Linked DNA regions of Homo sapiens: region 2 is linked to region 1. A link is an interaction called in ENCODE POLR2A ChIA-PET data of the cell type or tissue named here. Cell type or tissue: PC-9. All regions are shown on one strand. Links, peaks and the distances in the headings refer to the core of each region. The heading gives the core; the rest is flanking DNA.

What was found. Peaks named below come from ENCODE experiments on the same cell type or tissue, not always from the same donor. Only the 100,000 strongest peaks of a DNase experiment are listed, where the experiment ranks them.
Region 2: POLR2A ChIA-PET joins it to region 1 with 18 read pairs; 3 of 35 experiments call an interaction of 5 or more read pairs at or near these places.

Annotation. Positions count from the first base shown.
Region 1 is chr3:125,379,035-125,385,799 of GRCh38, forward strand. It overlaps LOC105374080 (a long non-coding RNA gene), which reads left to right. Exons shown (of 3, transcript XR_924427.3): 2 at 4,909-5,127. Among named protein-coding and RNA genes, the nearest start is that of ZNF148, 7.1 kb to the left of the region's middle. In PC-9, for the core only: no CTCF peak of the experiment used is centred there; a DNase peak (open chromatin) is centred at 2,907.
Region 2 is chr3:125,227,961-125,234,725 of GRCh38, forward strand. ZNF148 (zinc finger protein 148) reads right to left here. Exons shown (of 9, transcript NM_021964.3): 8 at 6,251-6,369; 9 at 1-5,979. The coding sequence ends at 4,381. Among named protein-coding and RNA genes, the nearest start is that of SLC12A8, 19 kb to the left of the region's middle. RefSeq lists a silencer at 3,871-4,071 and an enhancer at 4,005-5,204. In PC-9, for the core only: no CTCF peak of the experiment used is centred there; a DNase peak (open chromatin) is centred at 4,121; H3K27ac peaks cover 2,451 bases.

The DNA of each region.
Region 1 (6,765 bases), core at 1,927-4,426:
TACTGTCTCCTGCTGAGGATATAGAGTGGAGGTAATTTCTTGAGTTTGAGACAAAAAACCCTGCACCTCTTAGAAACATCTAAAGAAGGTACTAGGTTGCACTAAAGTTCATCAGTTGTGAGATAACTATGGTTTAGAGGGGCACAAGGGAAGACACCACTGAAAGGCCAAGATACATAAGAATGAATGAAAATGAGGTCTTGGGCCAGGATGATATTTGTGGGTAAGGAAAAAATAAATAATATGAGGATAATATCTACTAGTGCCTAGAGGTTAGTCTGGTGATTAAGTCCACAGATTCTGCAGCTGAAGCCAGGGTTTGAATCCTGACTCTACCACTTACTGGCTTTGCAATCTTAAGTTACTTAACCTCTCTGTGCTGTCAAGTGCCCCATCTAGCAAATGGAGCTAAGAATAGTACCTTCTTTTTAGGGATATTATGGCTATTAAATATTAACATAGAGTAGTTTAGTGTTTGTTTATTTATTTATTTATTTTAGAGACAAGGTCTCTGTTGCCCAGGCTGGAAGGCAGTGGTACAATCATAGTTCACTGCAGCCTCAAACTCCCAGGCTCAAGTGATCCTCCCACCTCAGCCTCCTGAGTACCTGGGACTACAAGTGTGCACCACCATGCCTGGCTGATTTTTGTATTTTTGTAGCAATAGGATCTGGCAGTATTGCCCAGGCTGATCTCAAAGTCCTGGCCTCAAAGCGAGCCTCCCAGCTCGGCCTCCCTAAATACTGGGATTACAGGCATGAACCACCACACCTGGCAATGTAAAGCAGTTAGAACAATAACTGACACATAGTTAAATGTTCTATGTGGTGTTGATATTGTAGTTGCTATTATTACTATTTAAAATAACCTAAAGGTAACACTGAACCAAATTTCCTAAAAATAAAATTCAATAGAGAAAAGACATCAGTTTCTACAAGTGGATTGGGGTGAGGAAAAGAAGAGAAACTATACAAGGACAAAAAAAAAAAAAAAAGAACATGTTGAGAGAGGTGATTTAGGTGGGAAAATACCTTTCAGAATGTTTTCCATGGGGAATAAAAAGGGTATGCAATAGGTAGATGGCACTAGGAAAAAAAATTAACCTGCAAAAAAAAACTGCCATTTTTCAGATATTTTATTTCTGAGCATAATCTTTGCCTCAACAATTTTATAAGGCTGATGACATTGGTCTATTTTAAGGATGCTTGCTACTTTCTATCCGGCCAACACCAGTGAATCAAGTGCCTATCTCTTCTTTCCCAAAGTTTAACCAGAATGAAGACAAGTTAACTATTCATGTATTAAAGTTGTGGGTTTTCATAAGAGAGAAATAATAACAATTTTTACCATCCCAGAGTGTTCAGAGATCTCACAATTTGCTTATTGCCAAGATGGTGCAATATAATGCAGAAATGATTTTTTTATTTCTTGTTTTTACTCTCAATATGATTTGAATTAAAAAGCATGTGAGAATTCTGGGCTCATCAAAGTATATCAAAACTACCCTGTTATATGTAGTAATTCAACACAGAGAAAAAGCGTCCATTTTCCCTCCATTACTATCTTTCTAACTTGCCAATATTCGGCTTAAATATTTATTTAAAACCCACATGCCAAGAGCTACAAATGGCACCACAAAAGGGATAAAACAGATACAGGATTGCACTAAAGCCTATCAGCTGTGCAGTAACTGTGGTTTGGAGGGACACAGGGGAAGATATGGGGAAAAGGTCAAAACAGGCAAAGACACAAGAATTAAGCATTGGGGTTAACTCTGTTTTACCTTTTCTTTCCTACTTGATTTTTCACGAAGGCAACCATTTTACACTTCCTGAAGAAAAGTATGTAGCTGTGTAAGAACACAGTGTTAAGGTTCAAAGAAGACTAAGACACGTTCTAAGTTCATGAGAAGCTGTAAACTAATGGAGGAGGCCGGGCGCAGTGGCTCATGCCTGTGATCACAGCACCTTGGGAGGTGGGAGGATCGCTTGAGCCCAAGAGTTTGAGGCCAGCCTGAGCAACATAGTGAGACGCCATCTCTACAAAAAATCAAAAAATTAGCTGGGCATGGTGGCACATGGCTGTAGTCCCAGCTATTTGGGAGGCTGAGGTGGGAGGATCACTTGGGCCTGGGAAGTCAAGGCTGCAATGAGCTATGATCACACCATTGCACTCCAGCCTGGGCATACAGAGTAAGACCCTGTGTCAAGAAAAATTTTAAAAATGAAATTAGCCGGGTGTGGTGATGCATGCCTGTGGTCCCAGCTACTTGGTGGGCTGAGGTAGGAGGGTTGCTTGAGTCTGGGCAGTTGAGGCTGCAGTGAGCTATGATCACCATTGCACTCCAGCCTAGGTGACAGAGCAAGACTCTATCTCAAAAAATAAATAAATAAGTAAATAGATAATGTAGCTAGGGTGAGAATGAGCCCTCACTTCTTTCAATTGCTCAATCGTGGTTTTTGAATACCTAGTATGTGTCAGGCAATGAGCTGAGTGTCAGGGATATTCAGTCCATTGAGAAATCCGTACATCTGTTCTTTTATTCATCAAACAAATTGTTATTGAATGTCTGGGACTATACTAAATACCAGAAATACTGTGGTAAATAAAATACTCTTCTAGGCCAGAAGCTTACAACCATCAGTTGGTGGAGTAAAACAGGTGAATAAACTGCTTCACTGCAGGGTGATACATTCTAATATAGAGATGAGCACCGGACGCTGGAGGAGGACACTGGAAGAGGACCTGTGCAGCCCCGGGCCAGGACAGCTTCCCCAACATGACATTTTAGCTGAGACATGAAAGGGGGTGGTACTGGTGGAGTCCTGAGCAGAGGAAGGAGATGGCATATGCAGAGTCCTAGTGCCAAAAGGAGCTCAGTGTGTTCAGGCACCTGCGAGTCATTCCGAATGAATGCATGCAGGAAGTGGTAAAAAAGAAAAAAAAAATGATACTGCAGTGGAAAGCACCAGCAAGCTCCAGAGTGCCTTGTGGACTTAGTTGAGGTATCTGACCTTCCTTTATCCCAAGAACAGTCTTTCCCAAAGTGTGGCTGGATGATAAGAAGATCTTAGATGGTACACAGAATACTATTTTTTTTAATTTTTGTAGTTAATGGGGTGAACACGCATAGAAAATATATAGATAGATAGATATAGATCTATTTCATACATGCAACACATTGCTTATCTTATATTTTTGCTTAGGATGAGGTTGACTGACAAAAGTAATTCAACTGACAGAATACTACCTAGATTATAGTTGGTACATGAACAACCATGAATGACTGACGTTTGGGCAAAAATGCCTGAGGCTGACAGATTGCCATGGAAAGCTTTTATGTAGGGAAGTCACATAAGAATACTTCTAGGTTAGAAAGAGCACTCTGGTTGTGGAGAATAGATAAGGACAGTATTTGCCAAACTTCTGGTTAAGTCACATGAGTGGATTCTGAAATCAAATTTAAAGTTGTGCTGGGTGCAGTTGTGCAACCTGCAATCCCAGCTACTGGGAAAGCTGAGGTGGGAAGATTACTTGAGCCCAGGAGTTCAAGAGCAGCCTGGGCAACACAGTGAGACCCCATCTCAAAAAAAATTTTTTTTTTAATTTTCTTTAAGTTGTAACTGGCAGAGTTTTTTTTCAGTAAAACATAATAGGATACAATAAATATTATCAGACGGCTTCACATACAATCAGATGGCATCACATGTAACAATACTTTTAATTTTACATATGCATCTATAAGCATGTATGCATGTGTGTAAGTGTTACTAGGTTACAGCACAAAATATTTTTCTTACTGTGGGTCAAAGTCAAAGAAAGTTTAAAAGTCACTGGAAACAGACCAATTAGGAGTCTGTTGCAGTATTTTGTTCATTCAATTAGTGTTTATTGAGTACATATTATGTAACAGGTGCTATTCTACGCACTGAGAATATGGCTGGTGAACAAAATTGATAATGTGCCTGATCTCACAACATTTACACTCTGGTGAGGAGAGGATACAATGAGCAAGTAACCAAATAAGTTCCTAAGACAACTTAAGTGAAGTTCTTTAAAAAGCAATAAATCTGAGGGAGAAATGTAGGCTCCACATAGGCTGGTCTCTTCTTTTTTCTTTTCTTTTTTATTTTTGTTCATTGCTGTGTTCCAAGCATAGAGAATAGGAATAGTGCTTAGAACATAATAGCTGCTCAGTAAGTATTCGTTGAATGACTGACTGAATGAATCATTCAATGAAGGCTGCTGTTGGCTTGACTTAGGTAGTTAAAATAGAAATTAAGAGAACTAGATGGATTCAAGATATATTTAAGAGGTAAAATAAATGGGGTTTAGTGAGAAAAGTAGGATTTGGGGGCTAAGAGATAAAAATAAGAGGAATAGTTTCTCTACAACCTACTCTAAAGATAGTAACCAGAGTGATCATGTGATTTCTCCATTGCAAACCCTCCACAGCTTCCTATTGTACTCGGAGTAAAGCCCAGGCTTCTTACAATGGCCAGGAATGCTGTCCATGACCTGGGCTTGGGTGCCTCACTAACCTCATCACTAAAAATCTCCCTCTGTCTCGCTCTGTTCCAGCCACACTGGCCACCTTGCTGTTCCCCAAACCCCCAGTTAAGGCACTGGTCAAGGCATTTGCACTCACTGTCCCCTCTTGAAATGCTCTTCTCCCAAATATTCACATAGCATAGACCTCTCTTTCTTCAAGTGTCTCCTTCTTGGAGAGGTCTATTCTCACCACCTAATGTTACAACTCATGTACTGTGACATACATTCTTCTGCCTGCTCAGTTTTTCCCCACAGCACTTACTGTGAGACGTGTGTATGGGTGTGTGTGTGTGTGTGTGTGTGCAGCACTCTAACATACTATTATAGTCGATTATCCTCATTGTCTGTCTCCCACAGGAATGTCACTATCCATGAGCCTAAAGCAGTTTGGCACATTGTAGGTGCTCCATCAATATTTGTTGAAAAAACAAAGACAACTCTCAGGTTTCTGGTTTGAGCAACCGGGTGATTGTGGCTTACTGAGGCAAGAAACACAGAAGGATACAGAGTCCGATGGGAAGTGACAAGTTCCTTTTTTGACATGCTGAGTCCGTGTCTTGTGAGAGCAATGTCCAGGTGGGAATTCTCTTTAGGCAGTTGAATATATGGGTCTGGTCCTCCAAAGAGCCACAGATATAAACTTGAGGGATCACTGGCTTATAGATGGCATTTGAATGGATGAGACCAGCAAGAAAATGTATACAGAGATGAAGAGAAGACCTTGGGGAAACAGCAGGAGCTGAAAAACAGCAATAGTAGAAGAGCCCACAAAGGAAAGAGAGCAATTGATGGAGTTAGAATGAAAAGCAGTTGTGCAAATTCATGGGAGAGTAGTTTTAAGAAGGGAGGTATATTTATTATCTATTCCTGTATAAAACTTATTCCAGCCTCATAACTATATATAATTATTATGTGTCAGTTAAAAATACATTTTAAGGCCAGGCATGGTGGCTCATGCCTGTAATCCCAGCACTTTGGGAGGCTGAGGTGAGAGGATCACTTGAAGTCAGGAGTTCGAGACCAGCCGGACCAACATGGCGAAACCCCAACTCTACTAAAAATACAAAAATTAGCCAGGCATGGTGGCGGGCACCTGTAATCCCAGCTACTCAGGAGATTGAGGCAAGAGAATCGCTTGAACCTGGGAGGCGGAGGTTGCAGTGAGCCAAGATCATGCCACTGCACTCCAGCCTGAGTGACAGAGAAAGACTCTATCTCAAAAATAAATAAATTTAAAATAATTACCCCAAAATTTAGTGGCTGAAAGCAAAACACATTTATTATCTCACTGTCTGATAAAACAAACTCTGTCTCTCTACACTGTCACACAGAACACTGCTAACACCAGGTGTACAGGGTTTTTTTCCACACTGAAAATGCTCTGACACCAGTTGGGTGTCCCACAATTCAATTCTGACACAATCTACCTGGAGTTTGGGTCAGATCCCACAAGTTAAGGGCTCAATCCCACAAGACTGCTCCCACCTAAAATGCCAATCTCAAGTCCAGGCCTCTTGTACTTCTGATCCACCCACTATAAGTTGGGGTTTCCCATGACCCTCTCCTCATGTGCAATAATTTTCTAAAATGGGGCACAGAACTCAGAAAAACACTTTATTTACGTTTATGGTTTATCATAAAGGGTACTGTTAAAGCAAACTAAATATGGCCTGAGAAAGATTCCATACTTCTATATTTGAGTCCTTGTGGATGAACTGTAACCTAGCTTAATAGTCAGACAAAATTGAAAACCTAACTTAGGAGTGGCCAGCCGTGGTGGCTCACGCCTGTAATCCCAGAACTTTGGGAGGCTGAGGTGGGCAGATTACTTAAGGTCAGGAGTTTGAGACCAGCCTGGCCAATATGGTGAAACCCCATCTGTACTAAAAATACAAAAATTAGCTGAGCATGGTGGCGTGCGCCTGTAGTCCCAGCTACTCGGGAGGTTGAGGCAGGAGAATTACTTGAACCGGGGAGGCAGAGGTGGCAGTGAGCCGAGATTGCTCCATTGCACTCCAGTCTGGGCATCGTGGCAAGGCTCCATCTCAAAAAAAAAAAAAAAGAAAGAAGAAAACCTAACTTAGGAGTATGTGCCTGTTACAATAACTGAGTCTTGGCCAATCCCAGTGGCCATACTTCATTCATAGCCTAAGTGTTCAAACTGGGTTCCAATAAGGCAAACGCCATCCTGTAATCAATCCAGCTGTTTCTGTA
Region 2 (6,765 bases), core at 2,740-5,239, 150 kb before region 1:
ATAGGTTTGTCTTTCTTTGTATTGAAGTTGAATAAATTCATCTGATCAGCTGAGAAACCAAGCTTGAAAAATAAGTATCTAAAAATCAATGTAGAAAGTTTAGAATTATTGAAATGTAGTTATGAAATATGAAGAGAACTATCTATTTCACAATGGAGCTGAAGTCACCTCAAAACTTACGGGCTTGAATCTAAAACAGAAACAAATATTAAAATCCAAAGCAAATCACAAAGTTAGGTAGCAGTACAGAAGCAGGAAAAAAAACCACATCCCTTCCTTCAGTGTGATGGGCACTAAGTTTTGCGGTCTTCCTCCATCTTGCAGAAGAGTGGTAAGGCCATTCAATGCTTAGTGAAAGTGAGTACAGATGAAGTCAGATTTAGCCTGTCTCCCCTGCAACTTCAATTATGCTGTGTAAACAGTGTTACGTTCCAATAGGAGGAACAATGGAATTTGCTTATAAAAACTGATTAAAGATAATCATTATTAAATGAAATAAGGATAATTAATAACTCTGAAATGTTTTTAGAACTTTCCTGATGCTACTTGTAAAGTTAGCACTGCTATGTATTATTGCTTACATACAGTACAACATCATATGCCTTCTAACATAAAGCAGTACTGTGATTTGTTTGTACATATTTACAGATTCTTAAAAACAAGCTGTAAAAACATTACATACTTTCAGACAATACAAATTAGCACATTGGTACTCACTTCAAAACAAATGGAATGCATAACATTAATAAACATCATAAAGGAAGACTCACATAAAAGTCCTTGATTGTCAAGACACGTTTATATATAAACTCTAACTGTGCAGAATTAAAGATTCAATCATAGGTACATCCTTATTTGATGAACCATATTTACAGCATGGTATTGCATAAAAAAATAAAATAATGTTTACAGGGTTTTACTTTTTTATCCATTGGATTAAAGAAAGCAACAAACATAACAAGAAATGTTTGTCTGCTTTAGTTTGTTTCCTACCAAAGTTTAAGTGAAAAAAGGAAACACGGTTTTTATTTGCAGAATATAGCAAAACAACTGGAAAATTATTTCCCTGAAATAAAGCAATTTGAAACGGAAAATTAAATTAAATTTCAGACTCAAAATACTTCTCAATGATTATTATAGTGCTTCTTCAAGTAAATATACTGTGAAAAAAAAATGAGTTCTAGTTTAAAATGTTCTAAGAAATGCAGTACTACAGTAATGCCTACTTTTAAAGTTTCCCGGCCTTTTTTTTTTTTTTTTAAACAGCCCTTTAAAAACCCAAATTAATCAAATGAAAGAAGCGGCAAAAGATCTAACCTAGCTGGCACTCTGCAAGTGTCTCTCCTCTGTGGAAACGAAATCCTGCCCTGAGCACAATTCTTGACATAACTGCCTTCTGCCTCTTGAGATAAAAATGACCTGACCGATGGCTGGCACCCTCAGCCAGAGCTAAGAAGATGGATTCCTACCTTGTTAAGTACCACATTTGCATGTAGACCCAAAACGTTTAAGAGCCACTTAAATATTCAAGACAAATGAAATATGTGAGAATAAGGTTTTAAAAAACCCTTTAGAAGATGTTCAAGAGATACTGCCTCGCCTAACGTGATGTTTCCAATCTTCAAACGTGAGTAGGTCCCAAGAGGAAAAGCACACCTCACTCAGATTGATCAAAAGTTTAAGGGTGTACCAGCATGTTTTTATAGAACAATGTGCTCACTTTGAGAAATGAGAAACATGAATTGCAGAAGAATATCTCATATCCTCCATGTTTCAATCTGAAGCAGCACACAAGGCTACTTATTTTCTCCATTAATGCCCAGATAGAAATTAAATAACCTTCTGAACCAAAGTGGGGAAATCCAAAACTGTTGAGATGTTTGTCATATTATGATAGAACAAGGTAACTCTGGTAGGCATTTGGAATTTCACAGTAAGAGAGTGATGACTATACGTAAATGGTAAGTCAATAAGTTATGCTGGCTGAGTATCACTTATCTAAAAACTGCTTATAACCTGGTAGAAAAGTCTGCCATTATGTAGATTTAAAGAAATGTGTTGAAAACAGGAATGCAACACCTGAAAGTCTGCTTGCATAACTACCATTTTCAAAGGCCTTCCTTCCCAAGCTCACCCTAAATGCTCAGCAAGAGTCACATTCTAAAAACTATGCTGGTGATGTTAAAACAACCGAAAAAAACCTCTCCACTGTATCAAAATTGCATCAAGTTCTCCATGAACAAAATTTTTGATCAGGCTCCAAAACAACTCAAGAAATAAATGCCTACTCTCACCAAAAGAGAAAAATACCAATGCCTATTTAGGGTGAGCACAGTTCCATTTTTAACGTATCACCTGAATGAAGCCTTTTTGTAATTATGTAATGCACAACACAACACACACAATCTTAAGAGTCAATAATGGCAGAACTTAAATATTTACTTCAAAGAAGTCTTAAATTCTTGAAAACTTTGGCAGCAAAGAAAGCTGTCAAACGGGAAAACTACTATTTCAAGCAAAACTTAATAACCAAAGTATACAGGAAACCACATTAAATATAATTTATATTCCTTATCATAAAAACACCAATATATTCAAAATAAATGAAGGATGTTAAGGGTGGATAGTTATTTCTTCCCTTTCTTTATGAGAACAGTCTTGGGATAACATTAAATAAAAGAAAAAATAATTTAAATGGATAACATATTCTATATTGAAACAAAGACTGCAGAGCTATAGGGCCAGTATAAGAGTCAAAATGGAAATTAAGAATATTTTCATTTTCCAAGGGTATTAATTTTAGATTTTCACTGGTGCTATATCAGGATGTGCATTGTGACAACGATGGCAGAAAATTTAAAATGTAAAAATGAAAAAGTTGTAACAAAGAGTCAATAACTAATATAACTTCCAAAAATCAAAACTGCCCAACGCATAACTCAAACCATCATTCTTCAGAAAAGTGTGTGTGTGTATATATACATAAAAGCACTATTTATTGTACCATGCTGTATTATTTTAAGACAGAGTATTAAAAAAAAACATTCATGGTATAAGGATAAAGTCTGTAGTTTATTTAGATTTTGAAATGCAACAAAAATTTTCCGATCACTCATCTAGCTGAAAAAGAAATGGTAGTTACTGGAATTAGTAAACACTTTTGGTTTGTAAAGTTGTAATGAGCAGTGTTCATTAAAAAGTAACTCAAGATAAAATATGCAATTAAAATGCCCATTTCTTTAGTTTCTCTGGATACTGTTTAATTATCCAATCTATCAAGAGTCTAGAAAGAAAAAGATTAAACCAGGTTTTACAGTTCCAAAGATATCCCAATTTCCTTTTATTGCCAAAAGTTAAAATTGTCAATTACGAGATGATTATGACACAACCATATCAAACCTAAAAATCTAATTTTTTTTTTACTTTGAGAAATCAAAAATACCAAATAGATTCTAAGTGCTCTATGTTAACTGAAGTGTATATGTAAAGTAAAATACAATTAAGCTTTAAAACGTGGAATATACATTTTGTGTAAGCATTATGTTCTTGGGAATGTAATCTACAGAATTTCTTTTACTAAAACTTCAAAACCTTGATACCTGCACATGAAAAATCATAAAAAATATCTAAGTACAACTGTACAAAGAAACTGACACCAATATGCATACTTCCATAGAGAAGTGACTGCTTCAACAGTTGTGTGTTTTGGTAAAAGTTCTGAAAGTATGCATATTTTTAAAGTAATTAGGCTTTTAAATAGTGGAGTCTTAGACTATCAGATTTTTATTACTTTTTTTCCTTCAAAAAAACACGTCAATATAATGCAAAATGAAAATCAAGGGTATATGGCATATCATTCTTTTTAAAAGGTGGTTTCTTGGTTTTTTTCCCCCTATAGGACACACTAATTTATTTAAGCCATAATCTCTTGACATTAAACTTTTAAGTTCACTCTGTCTGTAAAGTATACTCAGATTCCCTGCTGAAGTGCAATGACTATGCTGAAAAACTTAGAAACAGTATGAGTAAATTTCACACAATTACTAATCTCCTAAGAATGTACAATGTTATCAGTTAGGAAACAATTGTGCGAAAGTCTTTTTTTTTTCCTTTTTAACTTGGTGTGGGTGGAATAGCAAGTTTCTGATCTAAAACAAGTAATGCATTGCTTCTATAAAGGTGACAACATGTAAGGCAGTTCAAAGAATGCTGACTAACCAAACGAAATGCAGTTATTGGATTATCTTGCTATTCATATCAGCTTAACTTGTTATTACGCATTGCTCTTAAATCTGTACAGCACTCCATTTACACAGAGTAACCCCACTCTTGATTAATCTGTTCTAAAGTGCCAGTATTATTTACACTTTTTTTTTTTTTTTAGCCAAAAGTCTGGCCAGTTGTGGCATCAGGTGAAGATGTCATCCCAGCTCTATTATCATTTACATTCACCAAGGGAAATTCTGAAAATTCAGCACTTGTCCCTGGTCCCCGAAGGTTCACCTGTCCATTGGCAGTGCTAAATTGAGTAGCTATTCCAGCTCTTGATCCATGATAGGGAGCACGGAAGGGCTGTTCAAAGGAGCTCATTTGGTAAGCTTGGTGGACAGGCTGGGCCTCAGCTTTCTTCTGAGAAGTCACTTGATCCAGAAAGTCCTGTGTTGATGTGGCAGAAGCATGGTTTGTCTCATCACCTGAAAAGGGAAATGAGTGCTGTGAATCACCAACTATTAGTCCAAAGTGGGACTTATCTGGAGTTGTTCTTAGTGGAGAATTCATTCCTGATCGAAAGCTATTGATGGGCATGGTGGCATAGACCTGCTTGTCTATGGAAGAGAATGCTGGCTGATTTGGGAGGGTCTGGTTATCAGTCACAAAGTTAAGGCTCGGGCTATTCAAATAGGCATCATTTTGGCTAGTTCTGTCCAAAGCCTGCTGCAGAAACTTGGAGTATTCCTGCAACATGTTGGCTTTATCTGATGAGGATGCTTGGGAGCTTGATCCAACATTCTCTGACGGGGTGACCTCTGGTACTTCTGAAGAATTTATTGATATGCTAGAAGTCACTTCAGTATCTGCAACACTGAAGGATATCTCATGCTGTCCATTAGCTTTGTGGGAATAATGATCCAACAGAGTCTGCAGTACCTCATCTGGAATAACATTTTTGTCATGATTACTCTTAATCTCCACATTCAGTGCCTGTGACTCTAATATGGATGCCGTGGTACTTTCATCAATGACACTTGCCACAGCTGCTTGTGTTACAGAAGGCTGAGAAGCTATGGTACCCACATTCAGCGCATATTCCCTGCTGTTGTTACTTGCTGCTTGAAGATACCGCTTCTTCTTCAAAAACTGCATGGCATCATCATAATTAGTACTACTATGCACAGGTTTACTGGGCCCCTCCTGCAAATTATCAACCTGATCAATGTCAGCATTGCCTTCTGAGTCCAGTAAAGCCTGTTTATCCACAAGTTCAAAAGCATACTTTGAAACTTTGCTCTCTTCATATGTGGATAAAGGTGAAATTGTTTGATTTTGCTCCAGTGGCTGTTTCAGACTTCTCTTACTATTAATTTTTTTGAGAACTAACTTAGGTGGGTGTATTTCTCCTGACGCATCTTCTAAATGCGAGCCCCCAACTGACGAATGTGGCATTTCAACAGCATATTCTGCAACCATATACTCATCTTTTACTTTAGTACTTGAAGAATAAAGAGGCAAGTAATCATTTTTGTCTTTTTTCAGGTCAGATTTGTCCAAAGCACTCTCTTTGTCCATTCCAGATGATTTTTTCTCCGTTTTCTGCCTTTTCTTTTTTGGCAGTGAGTTGTCTTTTGGTGATGTAGAAAAGCCAGAATCTTCCTCAGATGTCAGAAGGCCACCTTTGATGGCACATCTATTTAGTTTTTTGTCATGATTTTCATGGCACATACGTTTATGTTTCAATACACGATCTGTTCTGGAAAAATACTGTTGAATTCAGAGGATGGTAGTGGGTTGTTTGTGGTTTTGGTCAACCAAGAAAAGAAAAAGTGAAACAAAACAATTAATATAAAGATATATTAATGCAATAACATACATAATTCCAAACAAATTCACTGAGCCAATTTTCTATTATAAATCTAATCTGTAAGAGTTAGAAGGCCCCTTAAATAGCTCTAAGTTGTAATATTTTCTAATCTAATTTATAATTATTGTATAATTTAATTACAGTAGAAGAATTTCAAGCCATCTCTCTTACCTGTAAACAGTATTCACACTGGTAAGGTTTTTCTCCACTATGAGTTCTCTTATGCCTTTCCATATGATATTTTTGTATGAATCTCATACCACATTCATCACAGCGAAATGGTTTTTCACCTAGCACATAATATAGAAAGTTTAAAACAAAACAAATATTGTAAAATAATGAATTGCTTTGCCATAAGAATCTCTAAAATAAATGGCTTTTGAAAGTTGTAACTTCCAATTTCATTTGTCAAATATATTTTGCTTTATAAAAATGAAAAGGATTAGCATATGCTATTGGAAAGAAAAGGATGAATACAGGCACAGTCCATTTTCCTGTCTTTTTGTTATGTGCGTATGTAATACCCTCTTTCCAAGGAGAACAGCAGTGCCAGGAATTTATAGCAATATGAACAGACTAGCTGATGTTTCTAATCTTTTTTTCAATCATATAAAATATTGTATAACAGTAAAAAACAAAAAGTTACCCATGCACAATACAACACAATTCCTGGAGACAGTTTTTTA